Regions from separate parts of the Homo sapiens genome. Here region 1 is linked to region 2. Evidence: read pairs that join two places in POLR2A ChIA-PET (ENCODE). Cell type or tissue: PC-9. All regions are shown on one strand. Each heading gives the region's core, and the rest is flanking DNA. Links, peaks and the distances in the headings are about the cores only.

Region 1 (11,073 bases), core at 120-2,619, 180 kb before region 2:
ACCAAGAGGGAGACTGAGTCACAATGAGAAGCGCGATGAGCCCCCAGCCCCTCCTCCCTCAGACCCAGGAGTCCAGACCCCCAGTCCCCTCCTCCCTTGGGCCTGGGACCTGAGCCTGGGCACCCCTCTCTGTTCTCGCAGAGATGCCCGGCAAACAGTCTGAGGAAGGGCCGGCGGAGGCAGGGGCTTCGGAGGACAGCGAGGAGGAGGGTCTGGGCGGCCTGACATTAGAGGAGCTCCAGCAGGGCCAGGAGGCTGCCCGCGCGCTGGAGGACATGATGACGCTGAGTGCTCAGACCCTGGTCCGAGCCGAGGTGGACGAGCTCTACGAGGAAGTGCGTCCCCTGGGCCAGGGTTGCTATGGCCGCGTCCTTCTGGTCACCCATCGTCAGAAAGGTACGAGGCTGTGGGGCCAGAGGTGGCAGGGTTCAGCTGGGGGCGGGGCACGGGCCTGGGGTAGCCCAGGCTGGGGAGGCTGGCAGGCCTGAATCAAGTCTTACCTCTGCCCTCCAAAGCTGTGTGTTTTTTGTTTTTTGTTCTTTTGGTTGGTTGGTTGTTTTTGAGACAGTCTGGCTCTGCCGCCCAGGCTGGAGTGCAGTGGCACAATCTCACTGCAACTTCCACCTCCCAGGTTCAAGTGTTCCTCCTGCCTCAGCCTCCCATGTAGCTAGGACTATAGGCATGCACTACCACACCCAGCTACATTTGTGTGTGTGTGTATTTTTCTTTCTTAGTAGAGATGAGGTTTCACTCTGTTGGCCAGGGTGGTCTCGTACTCCTGGCCTCCAGTGATCCGCCTGCCTCAGCCTCCCAATTGCTGGGATTACAGGCATGAGCCACGGTGCCCTGCCAAAAACTGTGTTTTGAGGAACTCCCTTGCCCTCTCTGAGTCTCAGCTTCCTCCTTTGGAAAATGTGGGTGATGATTTCTACTTGGAAGAATGGTGGATCCTCTGAGTGAATGTGGACTGCTCTAGTTGCTGGGGTTGTATAATGCTGGGTAAGACAGAGCTCCCAGCTCAGGAGCCTCCTGTGGCGGCTGTAGTGGTCACCGTGGGATGATGCAGAGTGATGCTGTCTGCTAAGCACTTAGCAAGGCCGGCACACAGTGGGTGCGCAGGACAGCTCCCCACTACCCTGGGCCTTTCTGCCAAGCACCGTGTCCTTCCATGAAACGGAAAATAGGGAGGCAACCTGAGGTCAGTCAGTTCAGGGCACGCCTTCTGAGGCCAGCCCTGTGCTGGGGGGGTTGGGCGGGCAGTGGACCCAGAATTGAACCAGAGCCAGTCCCTGCCTTCAAAAATCTCCTAGCATGAATGCAGAAAAAGTGTGCATTCATCTGCTGGGGCTGCCATAACAAAGGCAGGCGCTTCCACAACAGAACTTTTGACTTTTTTCTTTCTTTTTTTTTTTTGAAATGGAGTCTCGCTCTGTTGCCCAGGCTGGAGTGCAGTAGCACAATCTCAGCTCACTGCAACCTCCGCTTTCCAAGTTCAAGTGATTCTTGTGCCTCAGCCCCCCGAGTAGCTGGGATTACAGGTGCATGCCACCATGCCCAGCTCATTTTTGTATTTTTAGTAGAGATGGGGTTTCACCATGTTAGCCAGGCTAGTCTTGAACTCCTTATTTCAAGTGATCCTCCTGCCTCAGCCTCCCAAAATGCTGGGATTACAGGTGTGAGCCACTGTGCCTGGCCTTTTTTCTTTTCTTTTTTTTTCTTTTTTTTTTTTTTTTGAGACAGGGTCTCGCTGTTGTCCAGGCTGGAGTGCAGTGGCACAATCATAGCTCACTGCAGCTTTGACCTCCTGGGCTCAAGGGATCCTCCCACCTCAGCTCTGCAAGTAGCTGAGACTACAGGCGCATGCCACCATGCCCGGCTAATTTTTAAATGTTTTTTTTAAGATGGGGTCTCACTGTGTTGCCCAGGCTGGTCTCAAACTGGCCTCAAGTGGTCCTCCTGCCTCAGCCTCCCAAAGTGCTGGGATTACAGGTGTGCGCCACCGTGCCTGGCCAACAACAGAGCTCTGTTTCCTCACAGCTTTGGAGGCTGGAAGCCCGAGATCAAGATGTCAGCAGGGTTGGTTCTCCTGAGGCCTCTCTCCTTGGCTTGCATTTGGCCGTCTTCTCCCTGTGTCCTCACATGGTCGTCCCTCTGTGTGTGTCTGTGTCCTGATCTCCTCTTCTTATAAGGACACCAGTCACATTGGATGAGGGCCTGCCCACTCTAGTGACCTCATTTTACCTCTTTAAAGACCCCATCTCCAAATACAGCCACATTCAGCACTGGGGGGGTTAGGACTCCCACATACGAGTTTTGGGGATACACAATTCAGTAATAACACAGAGGGCAATAACACAGCCACACAACAGCACACCTCAGGAAGAGCCACGGATGCAGAGATCCAGCCCTGGGTGCTCACAAAGCCGGAGGCATGAGCAGTAACAGGCGGGGGCATTGCCAATGAGGCCCCTCCATGGCCATTTCACTGAACCTGTATCTGGAGGCCTCCAGCACACCTGCCCCTGGGCTGCATGATGCTGGGGCCCTGAACATGTCACTGTCGTTAAGAAGCTCAGGGCACCGTGGGGAGCATAGATGGGCAGGGATCGCCAACACCGGGTGGCGTGGCCGTGGCGGCAGTGATCAGGAGCGCTGTGAACACGCAGAAGAGACCCCACTGCATCTGGCTGCAGAGTGGGCGGGGATGGCTGGTGTTTTTGATAAGGAAGGAACTTTTTCTTTTTTTTTTTTTTTTTTTTTTTTTTTTTTTTTTTTTTTGAGACGGAGTCTCGCTCTGTCGCCCAGGCCGGACTGTGGACTGCAGTGGCGCAATCTCAGCTCACTGCAAGCTCCGCCTCCCGGGTTCACGCCATTCTCCTGCCTCAGCCTCCCGAATAGCTGGGACTACAGGCAAGGCATGCACCACCACACCTGGCTGATTTTTGTATTTTTACTAGAGATGGGATTTCACCATTTTGGCCACGCTGGTCTTGAACTCCTGACCTCAAGTGATCCACCCACCTGGGCCTCCCAAAGTGCTGGGATTACAGGTGTGAGCCACTGCACTCGGCCTTTCTTTTCTTTTCCTTTTTTTTCTTTTTTGAAGATGGAGTCTTGCTCTGTCACCCAGGCTGCAGTGAGTGGAGTGGTACAATCTTGGCTCACTACAACCTCCGCCTCCTGGGTTCAAGCAATTCTCCTGCCTCAGCCTTCCGAGTAGCTGGGATTACAGGCATGTGCAACCACACCGGCTAATTTTTGTATTTTTTAGTAGAGATGGGGTTTCGCCATGTTTGCCAGGCTGATCTCGAACTCCTGACCTCAAGTGATCCGCCCACCTTGGCTTCCCAAAGTGCTGGGATTATAGGCATCAGCCACTGCGCTGGGCCAATAAGGAGGGAATTTATCCCAGTTACACACGGCCTTGTGAGGGGGAAGGTTGCACCCTGGCAGCTGATGGCTCAGAAATCAAAGAAACCAAGCCGGGCATGGTGGCTCACACCTGTAATCCCAGCACTTTGGGAGGCCAAGGCAGGAGGATTGCTTAGAGCCTAGGAGTTTGAGACCAGCCTGGGCAACATAGCGAGACCGTCTCTACAAATTTTTTTTAAAAAACTTAGCCAGTTAGCAGGAATTTCTGGTGTCAGGGAAAAAAATCAGCTTGGTGTGCAATTAGCCCAGTGGCGGTGCACAACTGTAGTCCCAGCTACTCAGGGAGCTTGGGCAGGAGAATCGCTTGAGCCCGGGAGGCGGAGGTTGCAGTGAGCCATGATTGTGCTGCTGCACTCCAGCCTGGACGACAGAGAAAGACCCTGTCTTAAAAAAAAAAAAAAAAAGGGCGGGTGTAGTGGCTCACACCTGTAATCCCAATGCTTCAGGAGGCTGAGGTGGGTCATCACCTGAGGCCAGGAGTTCAAGACTAGCCTGACCAACATGGTGAAACCCCATCTCTACTAAAAATACAAAAATTAGCTAGGTATGGTGGCAGGTGCCCGTAATCCCAGCTACTCGGGAGGCTGAGGCAGGAGAATCGCTTGAACCCAGGAGGCAGAGGTTGCAGTGAGCCGAGATGACGCCACTGCACTCCAGTCTGGACAACAAGCGTGAAACTGCATCTCAAAAAAAAAAAAAAAAAAAAAAAAGGAAGACATCAGAAGTTCCTTCGGGGAGTTTAGCTTCTAGGAAGTCGTTTCCACACGTGACAAAATCCACAATTCCTAATTGGCTTTCTTACCCAGTGTGGGTTACCTTTTCCCCAGGTGTCTCAAAAATACCTTTTTGCCTCAAACACGAGTTTGCTGTCATGAGAAGCCAAACGAGGTCATTGGAGAAATTTCATGGTATCCCTCCATCTCCATGGCTATAGACTTGTAAGAAAGCAAGGTAGAAATTCACCACGTACTGTTATTATTTTATTTAATTTTTTACAGATGCCACCATGCCCAGCTAATTATTTTTTTAATTTTTTTTTCACTCTGTCCCCCAGGCTGGAGTGCAGTGGCGCAATCTCGGCTCACTGCAACCTCTGCCTCCTGGGTTCAAGCAATTCTCCTGCCTCAGCCGGCCAAGTAGCTGGGATTACACGCATGCGCCACCACACCCAACTAGATTTTTATGTTTTTAGTAGAGAAGAGGTTTCACCATATTGACCAGGCTGGTCTTGAACTCCTGACATCAAGCAATCCACCCGCCTCGGTCTCCCAAAGTACTGGGATTACAGGCGTGAGCCACAGTGCCCGGCCTTTTTAAAACTTTTTTTAGAGGTAGGGTCTCACTGTGTTGTCCGAGCTGGTCTCAAACTCCTGGCCTCAACGGATCCTCCCACCTCGGTCTCTGAAAGCGCTGGGATCGCAGGCCTGAGCCCCCAGCTGGTCCCCAGCGTGCTATAACTATTGGTACCGCTGGTGATGCTTGGGTGGCCATGCTGTTAGGATGGGCTCAGGAGGGAGGTGGGAGTTGGAGGAGGTGGAGATGGTCTATGGGAAAGAGTCCAAGCTGAGGGGCCATTGAGGGGACCACAGGGGAACAGAGCAGCTGGCCCAGGTGGCCCTTGGCTGCTGCACGCCTCCCATACCTGTCCCTGCTGCCCCAGGCACACCCCTGGCACTGAAGCAGCTCCCGAAACCCCGCACGTCCCTCCGTGGCTTCCTGTACGAGTTCTGTGTGGGGCTCTCGCTGGGCGCGCACTCAGCCATCGTGACGGCCTACGGCATTGGCATCGAGTCGGCACACTCCTACAGCTTCCTGACGGAGCCCGTCCTGCACGGGGACCTCATGGCCTTCATCCAGCCCAAGGTGCGTAGGCAGACCCCAGGCCGCCTCCGAGTGCCTCACCGGCCTCCCAGGAACGTCCTGAGCAGCCTGGGCCGCAGGAGCCACAGCCACTGCGTTGGGCCTCCCTGGGCCTCCCCTACCCCCCGGAGGCCCCTCGTGGGGCCCACAGGACTCGTGGAGTTGTTAGGCCTCTTTGGAGTTCATAGACATCACAGAACTCACACGATACACCATGGAGACTCACCAGGCAGCCCCAGGTCACACTGGACCCCAATCAAGTCACAGGCCCTACAGGGTCACCCGAGGCCCCGCTTAACCTACAGGTCCTACAGGGTCACCCCAGACCCCACTAAACCCACAGGCCTCACAGGTCACACTAGGCCACACTAAACCCACAGGCCTCACGGGTCACACTAAGCCACACTAAACCCACAGGCCTCACAGGTCACACTAGGCCCCACTAAACCCACAGGCCTCACAGGTCACACTAGGCCTCACGGGGTCACCCTAGGCCACACTAAACCCACAGGCCTCACGGGTCACACTAGGCCACACTAAACCCACAGGCCTCACGGGTCACACTAAGCCACACTAAACCCACAGGCCTCACAGGTCACACTAGGCCCCACTAAACCCACAGGCCTCACAGGTCACACTAGGCCTCACGGGGTCACCCTAGGCCACACTAAACCCGCAGGCCTCACAGGTCACACTAGGCCTCACAGGGCCAACTATTCACCGTCTTCCTTACCGGCCTCCTTGGCGTCCTGGGCCTGCTTCCTGGGTCTCGGTTGCCTTCCGTGGCCCCGGGGCACTGGGCCCTGACCCCTCTCCCCGCAGGTGGGCCTCCCGCAGCCCGCGGTGCACCGCTGCGCCGCCCAGCTGGCCTCCGCCCTGGAGTACATCCACGCCCGCGGCCTGGTGTACCGGGACCTGAAGCCGGAGAACGTCCTGGTGTGCGACCCGGCCTGCCGGCGCTTCAAGCTGACCGACTTCGGCCACACGAGGCCTCGCGGGACGCTGCTGCGCCTGGCCGGGCCGCCCATCCCCTACACGGCCCCCGAGCTCTGCGCGCCCCCGCCGCTCCCCGAGGGCCTGCCCATTCAGCCCGCCCTGGACGCCTGGGCGCTGGGCGTCCTGCTCTTCTGCCTCCTCACGGGCTACTTCCCCTGGGACCGGCCCCTGGCCGAGGCCGACCCCTTCTACGAGGACTTCCTCATCTGGCAGGCGTCGGGCCAGCCCCGGGACCGCCCTCAGCCCTGGTTCGGCCTGGCCGCCGCGGCCGACGCGCTTCTGCGGGGGCTGCTGGACCCTCACCCCCGAAGGAGGAGCGCTGTGATCGCCATCAGGGAGCACCTGGGGCGCCCCTGGAGGCAGCGGGAGGGCGAGGCGGAGGCAGTGGGAGCGGTGGAAGAGGAGGCTGGGCAGTGAGGAGGCCCCGGGGGATGCAGAAAGGGAAGCCGCCCCACCCGAGGCCCCCAAGGCCAACGGCTTTTGGTGTCTCCTCGGTGTGTTTTCATCCATGGGGCTTGGGATTCCCCTCGGCGTCCTCCTCCTCTCTCCTCTCTGCAGGCTGCATTCCTCCCTTGGTCCATGAGGGCCTCAGACCTCTGCATGTCCCTCCATACCTGCCGCCACCTTCCCCAGGGTCTCAGACCTCCGCGTGGCTCTCGGTACCTGCCGCCACCTTCCCCAGGGCCTCTGCACTTGCTGTTTGCTCAGGGCACTTTAGGCTCATCCCCTCACCCCTCGCATTTTTATTTTTTTTGAGACAGGGTCTCGCTCTGTCTCCCAGGCTGGAGTGCAGTGGTGCTATCTCTGCTCACTGCAGTCTCAAAATCCACAGCTCAAGCAATCTTCCTGCCTCAGCCTCCTGAGTAGCTGGGACTACAGGCATGCGCCACCACGCTAGGCTAATTTTTAACTTTTTTTAGAGATGGAGGGGTCTTGCTATGTTGCCCAGGTGGGTGTCAACTCCTGGCCTCAAACAATCCTCCTGCCTCAGCCTCCTGAGTAGCTGGGACTACAGGCATGCGCCACCACGCTAGGCTAATTTTTAACTTTTTAAAAAGATGGTTGGGGGCGGGTCTTGCTGTGTTGCTCAGGCTAGTCTCAAATTCCTGGCCTGGAGCGAGTCTCCCACCTCGGCCTCCCGCAGTGCTGGGATTACAGCTGCGCGTTGTAAATGCTTACTGTCTGCCTCCTCATCCCCCCACTCTGCTGTTGCTCTAGGACGTGTATCCTCTTCTAACTGCATGGCTTATTTTTTGTGGTTATTTTGTGAGCTCCTGGAGTCGGGGGTCTTTGCCGCCTTCCGTCTGCTGACAGACCCCATGTACTCAGCGATGGCCTGCAGCAGGGATCAGGAAATGTCTGTTAAATAAATTAGCCTGTCTGGTGTGGCGCAGCCTCCCCTCCGTCCCTGTCCTCCCGCCGTCCTCTCTCCTTCTCTCCGGCCGGGTCTCCCTCCCACCTGGCACCACCCTCTCTGTGATGTGTTTTGCCTTCTCTCGCCCCAGCCACTCTGCAAATAAACTCCATCTGGCGCTCAGATCCCAGTGCTGCTGCGAGTCTGTCTGCTCGGGAACGAGAAGGGGAGTGTGCATCAGAGGACGTGTGGAGGAGGGAGGGGGGTGCAGAGGTAGAGAGACAGAGACACAGAGAAACAGCAGGGAGAGATGGAGAGAGACAGAGACACACACACAGAGAAACAGAGACGGGGGAGAGAAAAAGAAGGAGAGATGCAGATAGAAAAACAGACACACAAAAAGAAACAGGTGGAGGAAGAGAGAGAGAGAAACAGACACAGACACATACAGAGATAGAAAGAGAAACAGACAGAGACAGAGAGAGAAACAGAGATGGAGAGAGACAAACACAGGAAGAGAGACACAGACAGAAAAGAGACAGAGAGGAAGGGAGAGAGAGAGACGGAGGGGCGAGGATGAGCTGCCTGAGCTCATGGTGCTGCCTGAGCCTCCCTGCTGTCCTGCAGGGGGTCCTGATGGCAGAGCTGTGGGCAGGAGGGAGTGAGCCACCTGCTTCTAAGAATCCCTCTCCTTTACCAAACCAAAGTTTGTGTGCTAACAATGGAATGAAAGATATGGTTCTCAAAGCTTCCATCAAGGAACTCTATATGCATGTGTGCATGAGTGTGTGTGAGTGTGCATGTGTGTGAGTGTATGCGTGTGCATATGAGTGTGAGAGTGCACATCTGTGCAAGTGTGAATGTCGTGAGCATGAGTGTGTGCCAGTGAGTGTGCACGTGTCTGAGTGTGAGTGTGCGTGCATGCGAGTGTGCACATTGTGCGAGTGTGTGCGCGTGTGTGCAATTGTGAGTGTGTGCATGTGTGTGCAAATGTGTGCAAGTCAGTAATGTGTGAGCATGAGTATGTGTGCCAGTGTGCGTGTGTCCATGAGTGTGAGTGTGCATGTGTCCATGAGTATGCGTATGTGTGCCAGTGTGCATGTGTGTCCATGAGTGTGAGTGTGCATGTGTCCATGAGTATGCGTATGTGTGCCAGTGTGCATGTGTGTCCATGAGTGTGAGTGTGCATGTGTGTCCATGAGTATGTGTGTGTGCGTGAGTGTGCACATGTGTGTGAATGTGTGTGAATGTGTGTGTGCAAGTGTGCACATATGTGCAAGTGTGAATGTCCTGTGTGCATGAGTGTGTGTGCGATTGAGTGTATACATATGCATATGTGAGTACAAGTGTGCACATGTGTGCAAGTGTGAATGTCATACGTGAGCATGTGCCAGTGTTCATCTGTGTCCACGAGTATGTGTGTGCATGTGTGTGCAAGTGTGAACGAGTGTGCACATGTGTGCACATGTAAATTCGTGGGTGAGCATGAGTGTGTACGCCAGTGACTGTGCGTGTGTGTCCATGACTTGCGTGTGTGTGCACATGTGTGCAAGTATGAATGTGTGTGCGTGCGTGTGAGTACAAGTGTGCACATATGTGCAAGTGTGACTGTCCTGTGCATGAGTGTGTGTGAGTGTGTGCGTGTGTGTGCGATTGAGTATGCATATGCATAAGTGAGTACAAGTGTGCACATGTGTGCAAGTGTGTGTCATGTGTGAGCATGAGTATGTGTGCCAGTGAGTATTCATGTGTCCACGAGTATGTGTGTGTGCATGTGTGCAAGTGTGAATGTGTGTGCATGTATGAGTGTGCACATGTGTGCACATGTAAATTCGTGGGTGAGCATGAGTGTGTACGCCAGTGAGTGTACATGTGTAAGCATAAGTGTGTGTGCACGTGTGTGCAAGTGTGAATGTCATGTGTGAGCATGAGTATGTGTACGCCAGTGTGAGTGTGCATGTGTGAGCATGTGTGTGCACGTGTGTGAATGCATATGCATGGAAAGGAGGGAGGATGGCGTTGTGTGTCTCACTGCACGTGGATGATAATACAGCTTTGTGCCTGCTGTGTCTGCATGAGCATCTGAGCTTGTGTGTGCTGACGTACTTGTGTGTATGGGGAGTGAATGTGACTTGCTATGTGTGGACATCGGATCCGTGTGTGTGCGCGCATATGCCTGTCAATGTGTAGCCAGGGTGGGAAGGTCACGCAGGCGCCGCGGGCGGGCGCCGCCTGGGCCTTCTCTCCTTCGCACCTTCCTCCTCTCTCCCCCGCCCCTGCTTGGCAGCTGCCCTGTTTGCAAACACTGTCTCTTCCTCTCCGCGCCCTCCTTGGCCTCAGGCCCAGAGCAAGGCTACAACTCGGAGCTGGATCGTGTGTCACGCACTCCCTGGCCCCTGCATACCCCGCAGGGCGCCTGCTGTGGCCACCGAGGTGTTGCCTGGAGCGGGGCTGACAGCAGGTGTGCTCCTGTGGAGTGACCCCAAGGAGCCTTCGAATCCAGGTTCAAGCCATAGAGTTGGGGCCTCTGACCTGGACAATCCGGGTGAGCTTCCTGGAGTAGGGATCATTGGGGAGAAGAGGGGAGTCAACAACGCGGGGGGTGGGGGGTGGGGGTGGAATATATCAAGACTTCCTGCCCCTTTATCTGTGAATCTGAAATAGCCTGAGCTGTTAGGCCAAGAATGTGTCCCAAAAAGCTGGAGGTGGCTGGGATGCGGCATGCTGGGTGGGAGTGGAGACTGGGCAGGGGGCAGGGGGGCACGAGGTGTTGATTGCTGGCGGCAGCTGAGGATTATCTGAAAGGTGATAATGACCAGCCTGTCATGGGTGAAGCACAGGGGAGGACATAAACTTCCCAGGAATGGCCTGACCCCGGCAGGCAGGCAGGCAGGGACGACACTAATTAAGTAATGCTTAGTGCTGGCCGGAGGCTGAACCCCAACCAGGGATCTCAGAGGCCACGTCTGCTCCCCGACCTGTCCCCAAGATGGTGGCGGGGGTCCCTGGGCTCTGCCCATCTCACGCACGGGGCAGCCAGGTTCCCGCCGTGCCCACACACCGGGCCGGGGGGCAAAGCCTGGAGTCGAACCCAGCTGGGCTCCAGCACATGGTCCCTGCTGTTAACCTGCAGGGATGTCCTGCCGTGCTCAGCGGGAGGAGGGGCTTGGGGGCACGGGGGTGTGGGTGAGTGGGCGGGTGGGGGTGAGGGTGTGTGTGCGGGTGATTGTGAGTGTGCATGAGGGAGTAAGCTTGTGAGCGTGAGCGAGCTGTATGTGTGGGGGTGAACATAAACGTTTGATTGAGTACAGGTGTAGATGTGAGTGTAAGGATGAGTGTGAGATTATGAGACTATGTGTGAGAGATCAAGACACTGTATGAGAAAGCATGCACGTGTGTGAAAGAATATAAAAGCATGGGCGGGCGCGGTG
Region 2 (10,276 bases), core at 1,788-4,287:
TTTAAGACCCTGGAGATCTGCCTTAGACCTGGGGGCGGGGGGAGGGGGGCGAGGGAGGAGGGTGGGGGGGGCGGGTAACGGAGGGGGGAGGACGAGGGGGGCGGGGGGGTTCCCAGGAGCCCGGACCCCACCGCTGCTCTTTCCTCTTAACCCCACAGGCCCCGAGGGTTCTGTGCGCACCGACTGTAGGAAGCGGAATGTTGAAAGCCGCTTGGGGGGATTTGCCCCCTCTGGTAGATACCAGAACTATGGATATGCCTTTATATATTGGGGGGCGGGGGGGGGCGGGGGCGAGCCCGTGGAGCCGCCCAACTTCGCAGAGATTAAAGCTTGAGCCTGAGACTCAGCGAGTCGCACCTCGGTGCCTGTGTGCACGCGCAGGCCCCCGAGGGGGCGTCGGGGGAGCAAGGGGTGGGGTGGGGGCGCCCCTACCAGCCCCGCGGTGCACGACGGCTCCCATTGGCTGGGGCTCGGGCGTCCTAGCCAATCCGGCCGCGGGGTGCGTTTCTCCTGACCCGGGTGGGACCGCACCCCGCGGACTCAGAAGCGAGCGGCACCCCGGGACCATCCCACAGCAGATCCAGTGGCCGCCAACGTCAGGCTGGTGAGGGCACGACGGGTGGGGTTCAGGGGCGGGGGTCAGGATGGGGAGACGGGTCGGAGCGAGGGCGCCCCCTCGGCCCCACGGAGTCCCCGTCCCGTCCCGTCTCGCAGGAGTTGCCTCCTTCGTGGATGTTGGATGTGGAAGCCCAGGAGCCCCCCAAGGGGAAATGGTCGACGCCGCCCTTCGACCCGCGCTTCCCCAGCCAGAACCAGATCCGTAACTGCTACCAGAACTTCCTGGGTGAGACCTGCTCAGCCAGGTTATGGGAGGAGCAGGGTGTGACAAGGGACGGCAGGGAGGGGCACTCCCACCCTAAGTCCCGCGGAGACCGTTAGGGTGGGAGGCCGGGCGGGGCCGGGTTGGTGGGGGCGGGGCCTGGTCGAGAAAAGGCGGGGCTGAGCCTGGAGGGGCGGGGCGAGGTTGGTAGGGGCGAGGCCTGATCTGGAAGGTGCGGGGCCGAGTCGTGAAGGTGCGGGGCGAGGTAGGTAGGGGCAGGGTCTGGGTAGGAGGAGCAGTGTGAGGGAGGTAGGGGTCGGGGCCTGGCTGGGAGGGGCGGGACGGAGGCCTCCAGGGGAGAGGGAGGCGGGACGAAGCAGCGAAGAACTGGGAGGGCCCGAGCAGTGGAGGGGCGGGTCCTGTCCTGGAATGGGCGTGGCTTGCCGCGTGACCCCCGCCCGCCACAGACTACCACCGCTGCCTCAAGACCAGGACCCGCCGCGGGAAGAGCACGCAGCCCTGCGAGTACTATTTCCGCGTGTACCACTCGCTGTGCCCCATCAGCTGGGTGAGTCGGCAGAGGGGGCGCCGGGCCAGGCGTGTGCAGGGCTCGGCCGAGGCTGAGCCGGCGTCCCGCTCCCTGCCTTTCTGCTTCCCAGGTGGAGAGCTGGAACGAGCAGATCAAGAACGGGATTTTCGCCGGCAAAATCTGACTGCCCCAGCGCGGCTTCCTCTGAAGATGCAGTGATCCTGCATCTTTTTGTCTCGCGGAGCCCCGGGTCTCGGTTATCCACCCCTACCTCCCAGTGTCTAAGCCACGAATAATGGTATGCTGTTGCTGATGTTTCTTCTTAATGCCCAGCCAGCGATGCGTCGTGGTGGTGGTGGGGATCCTCCGTGTGCCTGTGTCCGGGCTAACGCTGCTTTTTCCGATAAGGGGCAGGTGGGGGACTGCTGCTCCATCAGGTAGCAGCAGGCAGTCAAGGCCCTAAGACAGGAAGCCGAATGCCTCCCGTCCCCCTTCTCCCTCTCCATTCCAGCAGGTAGATGCCTCGCGTTGACAGCTACGAGCCAGCCCAGGGTCCCCAGTTCTCAACACTGTCCCACCCAGATGGCTCCAAGGTGCTCCTGCCTCCAATCACCACACCTACCTCTCACCTCAGTCCTTTCCCTACTCCCCTCCTGCCTGGACCATCTCCCCAGGCTCCTTCCCCATCCCACCCCTGATCCATCCCATCTCGGGTCCTGAGGGGTCTTCTTTGTACCACCCAGCGCTGACTCCATCCCTTCCTCCCCCACTCTCTGGGCTCTCCACCACTCTCCATCACGACCCCGCTCCCACCTGGCTCATTTCCCCTCCCAGAACATCGAGATCCCCATCATGTGAGCCAGCTTATTTCCAACAGAATCCCCTGGTGTCCACGCTTTCGGCACCCGCACCCACAGCCAGGCGTAGCAGCCTGCTCAGTTCTCCAATGCATCAGGCTCACCCCGCACCCCCACCCCGCAGAGGCCGCTGTCAGTCTCTCCCACCGCACACATCGCCGCAATTTCTCCTGTGACCCCCGCCAGACTGCCAGCACCCAGAGGACGCTCAGAGCTCCCTCGGAATCATTCTTTACTCCTTCCCCATCCCGGCAGTAACACGGAACCGCATTCCGGTTCCAGACGCCCTTTGAAGTCTTGCCTCTCCCCAGGCCAAGGAGTGCCGCTTGACAAAGCCCTAGGGTTCCAGCCTGGTCCTGCTGAGGGAGCCGTGAGACCAGTCAGCCTGGGGTGCTGGTTTTCCCAACGGGTACTCCCTGAGCTATCAGCCTTCCAGAGGGGCTCCTAGGAGGGGGAAGCCCCATCCTCTGACTGAAGCGGTCCTATGAGGCCCTGTTCAACCCCAGGGTTCAAAGGTGACTACAACTAATCATGACAACTTGCAGGGTGACCCTAGACAAGCTTCTTGACCTGTGTGAGCCCGAGGTTCCCCAAGGCAAACCAAGATGGCTCAGGGCCCCATTATCAGAGGAGGTAGGGCTGGGTGAGCTCAGGGGGCTGACTCCATCCTGCTCCCTGCCCCATGATGACCTGTCCATCACCTGCCCTCCATGCTGCCCAGGACACACCCTAGATGAGCCATCCCCCAGGATGACGCCACCTCTGAGATCTTGGTCTCCTGGCTCCGTCTCTGACCACAACCCAAGAATGGGGTGAGGGCACAGGGTGTGGACTCAACTACAGGAGGGCTTCCTGTTCATGCAACGTCCCCAGAGCCTTGACGAATGCACAGAGGCGCTGGCAGAACCACGGGGGCAGGACCCCTCTCTGAGTCACAGAATGGAGCTAAGTTGGTGAGGTCACCCAGGTAACATCCCAAGCACAGGGTGCCACACCTGTGCAGCCACAGCAGCCTCCTGACCTCCCCAGAGCCGTGTCTAGAACCCATTTTTGCCCTGTTGGCCAGCCTTCCTCCTTCCTCCTCCTCCCATCATCCTATCTTCACTGCCTCCAGACCTCATCTCAGCACATTCTCACACTCCCGACCCCCTCTGCAGCCGCCACTGCCCCACTGATGCCTGAGCCAGGGGCAGGGGCAGACCTGCCCGGCCTGGCCTCCAGCCTGGTGGACCATCACCTGTGCAAACTCCGAACACCTCCTCCAGGTGCTCTGGCTGGCTTTCCCTGGTGTCCAGTAGCCGCCTCCTGAGACCCCTAATGCCAGCCTCACAGTCTCAGCAACCTCCCAGGTCAGAGAAAACCAAGGCCACTCTACTTATTCCTGCCCCCACCCAGAACACCTGCATCCTTGTTCGCTCAACATCCTCCTCCCGCCTTCTTTCTCTACTCCTTTTCCTCTTCTTTCTCCTCCTCCAGCCCCATCTCTTCAATCCTTCCATCATCCACTTTCCCCTCCCTCTGCGGTTCTTCCCTCAGAACCTGCTCCGTCCTCCCGGCCTCCAGACCACGGATCCTGAAGGCCACCTGCGCTGCCTCCCCTGCTCACTGTCCCCTGGCTCCTAGGGGCCGCAGCTTCGCCTCCTCTCTCTGGGTTTCCCCCTTTCCCATCCTGAAGGTGGCAGAGCCCGAATGGTTCTGAGAATGAGTTCAATCTAGGCCCTGAAGCTACTAACCATGTGGCCTGGGACAAGTTCCCTAGCCCCTCTGCGCTGTGGCCTTTTCATCTGAAATATGGTAACAATGACATAATAATGACACCTCACTTCCTAGGGTTGTGGGGAGGACGGCGATGTGAAAACATATAAAGCAGTTAGAACAGTGTCTGGCCCCCCTCTTCACAGTGTGTGGGGTCTCTAGCCATAGAGACAATCTGAGTCACTCGAATCAGCATGTCGGCCCAGTTCTGGTGCCCCATATTGTGCTGGACAGTGAGACTGATTGACCGGACAGACAGCCCAGGGATGACCCCATAAACCAGTCCTGGAGCTCTTGGAGGCATCTGGTTACTAGCTTGCAGCATAAAGGGCCAGAGTGCCCCCACAGGGAGACACGGGGTCAGGGTGGGGAGTCCTTGGCCAGGGCCCTGCCTGCCTGCCAAAGGCTGAGAGCAGTTCTAGTGCCACACACCCAGGTCAGTGCTGGTTGTATTTCCTGTTTCACTAAACTTCTTTCCACCTTCACCTACAGCCACCAGCCTTCGAGTTCCTTGTTTCCCTTGCTCTGGTCTCCACGTGTATGATGGGGTTCTCAGGCCCAGGCTTCGACCAGAGGACCCTCTGCCACCACCGTTTCTTCCTGTCCTTGAGCTACCTTGGTGAACTCATGACCCCAGGCCCCTGCTCCACCAGGATGTCCCCCAGGTCCTGCCAGCTGGGAAGTGCCAGCATGAACGCCTCCAACTTCGTGGAAGCCAGGGTCCCCTGCAGCTGAGGGACGCCAAGCAGACACACCTGCCCTCCCCAGCCAGCTCCTGTCTGTATGGGCGAGATGACTGAGAGCGCCCACGTCCCTAAGGCTGTCCTGACCCTCCATGCTGCGACAAGGACAGGGAATGGTCGGTCACTATGGGCCTGGTGTCTCCCCTCCCCCACCACCCGGTGCTGCCCAGCTCAAGCCAGAAGCTGACTTTGGCCGCCATGGGGACATCAGGCAAGGTCTGGAGACATTTTTGGTTGGGGCAGAGGCATGCTCCTGGCATCGAGTGGGTGGAGACCAGAGAAGCCGCTCAACATCCTGCAATGCATGGGACAGGCCCTGCCTAGAAACACCAGCTCAGCATGGCAGCAGTGCGGAGGCCAGGAAACCCTGATCGCCAGTTTCTAACGCCCTCACCATTTTTATTTTTATTTTTATTTTTTTTGAGACAGAGTTTCGCTCCTGTCACCCAGGCTGGAGTACAATGATGCGATCTCAGCTCACTGCAACCTCTGCCTCCCGGGTTCAAGTGATTCTCCTGCCTCAGCCTCCCGAGTAGCTGGGATTACAGGCATGCACCACCACGCCCAGCTTATTTTGTATTTTTAGTAGAGACGGGGTTTCTCCGTGTTGGTCAGGCTGGTCTCAAACTCCTGACCTCAGGCAATCTGCCCACCTCAGCCTCCCAAAGTGCTGGGATTACAGGCGTGAGCCACTGCACCCGGCTCACCACTAGTTTTTAGCCCTTTTTGTTGGGGGTGGGGTGGGGGCAGAGGAGAGGCGGATACAGAAACTTGTGAGAATGTGATGAACGCTCTGAACCCCCTATAAAAAATGTGCATGTAAATATATACTCTCAACATTTAAAAGATTTCAGAAGGTTCCTGGAAATTCCAATGTCCACCCATGAGTCCTCAGCTGAGACTCCCTGCTCCGCTGCCCTCTTTGTCTAAGAGCTGTGGCAACAGCACCTGAATTTCAGAAACAAAAGGCCGGGCGCGGTGGCTCACACCTGTCATCCTAGCACTTTGGGAGGCAGAGGCAGGAGGATCGCTTGAGCTCAGGAGTTCGAGACTAGCCTTAGCAACACAGTGAGACACAATTGCTACAAAAAGATTTTAAAATTAGTTTGACGGGGTGGCGTGTGCCTATGGTCCCAGCTACTCAGGAGGCTGAGGCAGGAGAATTGCTTCAATCCAGGAGGTGGAGGTTGCAGTGAGCCGAGATGGCGCCACTGCACTCCAGCCTGGGCCACAGACCCTGTCTCAAAAAAAAAAAAAAAAAAAAAAGGAAAGAAACGAACAGCATGGCTTCAGTTCACTCAGAGACAAATCCTTGGGGACTAGCAGTGGAGCCATCTCTCTGCTGTTTGATGGCCTGGAGCTCTCTCCGTCCTTATTTTTAACATGAGAAAGAAAACAAACAGGGCTTAGCAGGATTTGCATTATAAGAGGAATTTTCTCCCTGCAAAAGAAATAGAACAGGCCATATTATCCAACGTATCTAATGAGTTTTAAAGTAAACAAGGTTTGACCCGTTCTCAACTGCCCCCTTGTCCCCGCCTCCCAGGGCCACCGCTGAGGTGCTCATATGGGTCTCGCTGTGGCCACTGCTCCCCTGTTGCTCCCTCTCCACCAGGGCCAAGGAGAGCTTCCTGATACCTGCAGCCTGGCCTCGTCCACCTCCACAGTAAGCTTGTTCAAGGCTGGCAGATGCGGAGGCGCACATGGGGGGCCTGGAGCCAGCAGGTGACCTGTAGCTGCCCAAGTGAGACGGGCTCGGTGGCCCAGTGAGAAAAGTATCTGGGAGAAGCTGGAGGTACCTGGGATCAGGGATTGCTCACAGTCAGCCGCTGTTATTTCCTTTTGCAAAACGAGACAGCAGGCAGAGCTAAGACGCCCTGGCAAAATCCAGATCCTGGAGCGGACCTGAAGAAACAAGATTCATCTTCCTGGTCTCACACACGGCAAAGCCCAAGATGCCACAGCTGAGGAAGGTCCTGTCAGCGCCGCCTCCCCCAGGCTCGGCTCTGGTGTCCTGGGCAGCCCCCACACCCTCACTCAGCCAGGCCCCCAGCAGTCTCTCTCCGTTTGGAGTGAGATGTGGGAGGGGCATCTCATTGAGAAGCGCGAGAAGGGAGAAGGGCCCTCAAGTCCCCACGTGGCCTTGGCAAGTCACTCTGCTTGCTAAACGATGTTGACCTCGCCTGGAAAATGGGAGGACCCACTCCTAGGAGAGTATGGGTCTCAAGGCATTTTTACAAGCACAGCCTGAGTGGGGATGGGGCTCCAGCCTCAGTCCCCTAGTCCATCACGCTCCCAAATCCCTCTCCCGACAGCTCTCAGGGCTGAAGGCCTGTGTTGCCTCCTCCCCCTCTCATCAGCACAGCTGAGGGTCTCACCCTCCTCACATCCCTTCAAAACATAAGCCAAAACAAAAAACCGCCAAGGGTGCTGCTTATAACAAGGTTTTAATAAAATAAAAAGTTCAAGTGCTTCCAAGCCCCCAACATACCCCTTTCTGGTGTGGGGGAGGGGAGGGAGCTCCCCACCCCAATAGCACCAGGATAGCACCATGAGAAAGATGAGGTCACACCCGGCCTCCCTGAGACCCACGGGGGGTGGTGAGGGGAACATGCCTCCAGACACCCCCCAACCTTCCCCCCACCGCAGACAGCTGCAGAGCTGAGAGCGAACCCAGTCCCCTCGTGAGGGCAGTCTCTGGGGAGTGCCACCCCCTACATCAGTTCCACCTCCTCCTGAGGCCTGTACTTCTGGGGAGATGCCGTGGGGTGGCCCCTGCCCCTTATGGCTTTGCTCCCTGGGGAGGAAGGGGCTGAGGGGGGCGGATGGCTCCTGCAGTCCTGAGGCTGGGGCAGGGGTGGGGAGGGCAGCAAATGGCCGGGGCTCCCTGTGGGAGTGGGGGTGGCTCAGGGGTCAGCAGTCACAAAGGGTCAGGGCTCAGATCCCTGGGGGTGTCCAAACCAACCCCATTCCAGGGTCAGAGCTATGCTGGAGTCAAGGGTCAGCTCCCTCCCAGAGGTCCAAGGGCTCCTTCTGGAGGTCCTGGGTAGCAGCTAGGAGAGAGACCCTCTCTCCCTGCTGGGCCTCCCCGTCCGGCCTGTCACAGCTCTTCACCGCCGACATCCAGGTCGATGGAGCCGTGGCTGACCACCAGCCGTAGGCGCTTGGGTGGGGAGAAGGGGGCGAAGGCGAGGGCCTGCTTCGGGATCAGGATGGGGCCTGGGGTCCCAGCAGGGGCTGGGGTAGCTGGTGGGGCTGGGGCCAGGCGACGAAGGTCCACACGCACCACGTAAGGCAGCCCATAGCGCCGGGCCCAGTGCCAGTCCTGCTGAGGGGCCCAGCGGGCGTGGGGGGGCTGGCCCAGGGCCACCAGGGCCTCTCCTCGCAGGCGGCAGTGGGGGCCACAGCCTCCCCATCGGTGCAGGGAGACGCGGGCAGCGTGGTGGGTGGAGAGCACTGGGGCCCTCCGGGGCCGGGGGCGTCGGCGCTTCCGGGGCCGCACTCGGGGCTGGGGCTGAGGCAGCCACTGGAGCCAGAGGGGTGAGGTGTCTGGGCGGGCGCTGCAGGCTGGCAGGCGCAGGGGCTGGCAGGCGGCTGTGAAGGCCCAGGTGGCAGGGAGAGGAGGAACAAAGGAGAGGTGAAGTCAGTGCAAGCTGGGCCGGTCCTCCTCTGGACAAGGAGGCAGCCCTGCCCTGCGCTCCCCAGAGGAATGATGCGGCCGAACTGCTCAACAGCGAGGCCTGCCAGCGACTGAGGGTGGGAGGGAGGGTTCCAGGCTAGGCAGAGAGCTCAGAAGAAAGGAGACAGATGACCAGGAGCAGACAGGGGAGGGGCTGCTGGGATGGCAGGGAGGGGTGCTCACCGCAGAATGGGTCCCGGCGCAGCGGGGATGGGTGCACGCAGGCCCGAGGGCCCAGCAGGCCCTGTCGGCTGCCACTGTCCAGGCCTTGCTGCAGCCGCCGCTTGGTCTCACGCAGCTGGTACTTGTCCAGGGGCCGTGGTGGCAACGCGGGCTCCCTAGGCCTGGTTCGGAAAGCTCCTTCACCTTTCCTGGGAGACCGGGTGAAGGGGAGATGAGGCCGGGTGGAAGGGAGATGAGAGGCTGGGGTTGGACACACTCAGGGATGGGTCCCGAGGGTGCGTTTCTGGGCTCAAGAAGCCCAGACGACCCGAACCCAGCCGCCTCTCGCCCGGTCCCACCTCTCACAGGTGTGGCATTCACAGTGCTCATTCTTCTCGCCGAAGAAGCCCTCGCCGTAGAAGCATGTCACCTCGTCCCCAGGCTCAATGTCCCGGAGCACCTTCACGCAGGCTGCGTTCCCATCTGCAGGCACAAACTGAGGGCCAAGCCCACTCAGCGCCCTGGCCCAGGGCACAGGGGAGGGCTCACCCACTCCCCACACCTGGCCGGGCACCCTGGCCCGGAGCGTCCTCTCCTGGAATGGGGCAACAGCTGAGCCCCTAAAAGTGGCATTCCGAGGCGGCTGCCTTGCCGAGGGCCTGTCCTTTGCCTGTAGCCCCTGGACAATCCACCCACTGGCTGGTTTCCACCCCTCCCTGCAGGACGATGATCTAACCTGACCTTCTGGCAGCGTGCAGTGCCAGCAGTGGTGACCACTCCCTCCAGCCTCTGTGGCCCCGTGCCAAGCCCCACCTCCTCTGCCACACCCAAGCCCATCCCCTCCTGAGCTGCCTGCCCCCCGCCAGACTGTGCCTTGGCAGCTGAGGTCCGAGCTCTGCCTGCTGCGGGCCGCCCCCGCTTCTCTGAGGCCTGCCTCACTCCACAGCCCAATCTGTGTGTGCTCTGGCCCTGCCTTTGGGATCATTCACCCAGGAGCTGCCCCACAGGCTCCTCCTAAGCCCCACACAGCTGCGCCTTCCTCCCTGTTCCCCGTCTAGGAGGGGGCATGACCACTGTCCACCCAACTGTCCATCTACCCATCCACTCAAGCCTGACATTTGCCTGGGAGTAGCCCTCGCCACCTGCCTGCCTGACGGCCCCCAGACCAACCGGCCACTGCCTTCTGAGTGTGCCACCTCCCGCATCCTCATCCTCCTCGCCTCCCCGAGACCCCTACTGGAGTCAGCCCCTCATCACCTCTTTGTGGCCACCCTGCCTACAGCCTCTCCCCTTCCTGCCAAGCCTCCTGCACATGGGCCTCCAGGGTGACCTAAAAACCAAGCTTCCCATTATACACCCTGGGGGGAGCTTCCATGGCTCCCTGGCCCGGACCCCAAGGCCTTGCTGCCGGATCAAAGCCGTCGCTGGGCACCCCCAGCCCTCTGGTGTGCCGTGTCCTGCTAGACGCCCCCCTTTGCCCCTGATTTCCTTTAACACCTAGGGAAATTCTACTCCTCCGTCGATGCCCAGCATGGCTTCTGTGAAGCCAGATGGTTCTAGATCGCTGGAGAGCTGGCCGCCCTCTCGTGTGCTCAAGGTGGCTGGAGCACACTGGCCCTGCAGAGCCTCTCCGAATGCCGCCTTTTGTTTCCATCCCCCCCAGCGTCTGTGTGTGGTGTCAGACCAGGGCCACGCATTCGCTGTCCAAAACCCTCCGGCACACTTGACCAG

Evidence for each region. Peaks named below come from ENCODE experiments on the same cell type or tissue, not always from the same donor. Only the 100,000 strongest peaks of a DNase experiment are listed, where the experiment ranks them.
Region 1: POLR2A ChIA-PET joins it to region 2 with 19 read pairs; 3 of 35 experiments call an interaction of 5 or more read pairs at or near these places.

What each region holds. Positions count from the first base shown.
Region 1 is chr19:55,525,365-55,536,437 of GRCh38, reverse strand. SBK2 (SH3 domain binding kinase family member 2) reads left to right here. Exons shown (of 4, transcript NM_001370096.2): 2 at 142-396; 3 at 5,093-5,295; 4 at 6,115-7,827. The coding sequence starts at 144. The coding sequence ends at 6,705. Among named protein-coding and RNA genes, the nearest start is that of SBK2, 6.2 kb to the left of the region's middle. RefSeq lists enhancers at 4,732-5,232, 9,407-10,281. In PC-9, for the core only: no CTCF peak of the experiment used is centred there; no DNase peak of the experiment used is centred there.
Region 2 is chr19:55,344,978-55,355,253 of GRCh38, reverse strand. COX6B2 (cytochrome c oxidase subunit 6B2) reads left to right here and starts at 535. Exons shown (of 5, transcript NM_144613.5): 1 at 535-604; 2 at 715-844; 3 at 1,288-1,388; 4 at 1,480-1,647; 5 at 4,454-5,550. The coding sequence starts at 733. The coding sequence ends at 1,533. It overlaps KMT5C (lysine methyltransferase 5C), which reads right to left. Exons shown (of 9, transcript NM_032701.4): 7 at 8,905-9,041; 8 at 8,567-8,754; 9 at 7,133-8,298. The coding sequence ends at 7,805. GARIN5B (golgi associated RAB2 interactor family member 5B) reads left to right here. Exons shown (of 11, transcript NM_001145402.2): 11 at 159-346. RefSeq lists silencers at 951-1,000, 1,111-1,220 and enhancers at 7,923-8,617, 9,808-10,276. In PC-9, for the core only: no CTCF peak of the experiment used is centred there; a DNase peak (open chromatin) is centred at 2,993; H3K4me3 peaks cover 436 bases; H3K27ac peaks cover 1,130 bases.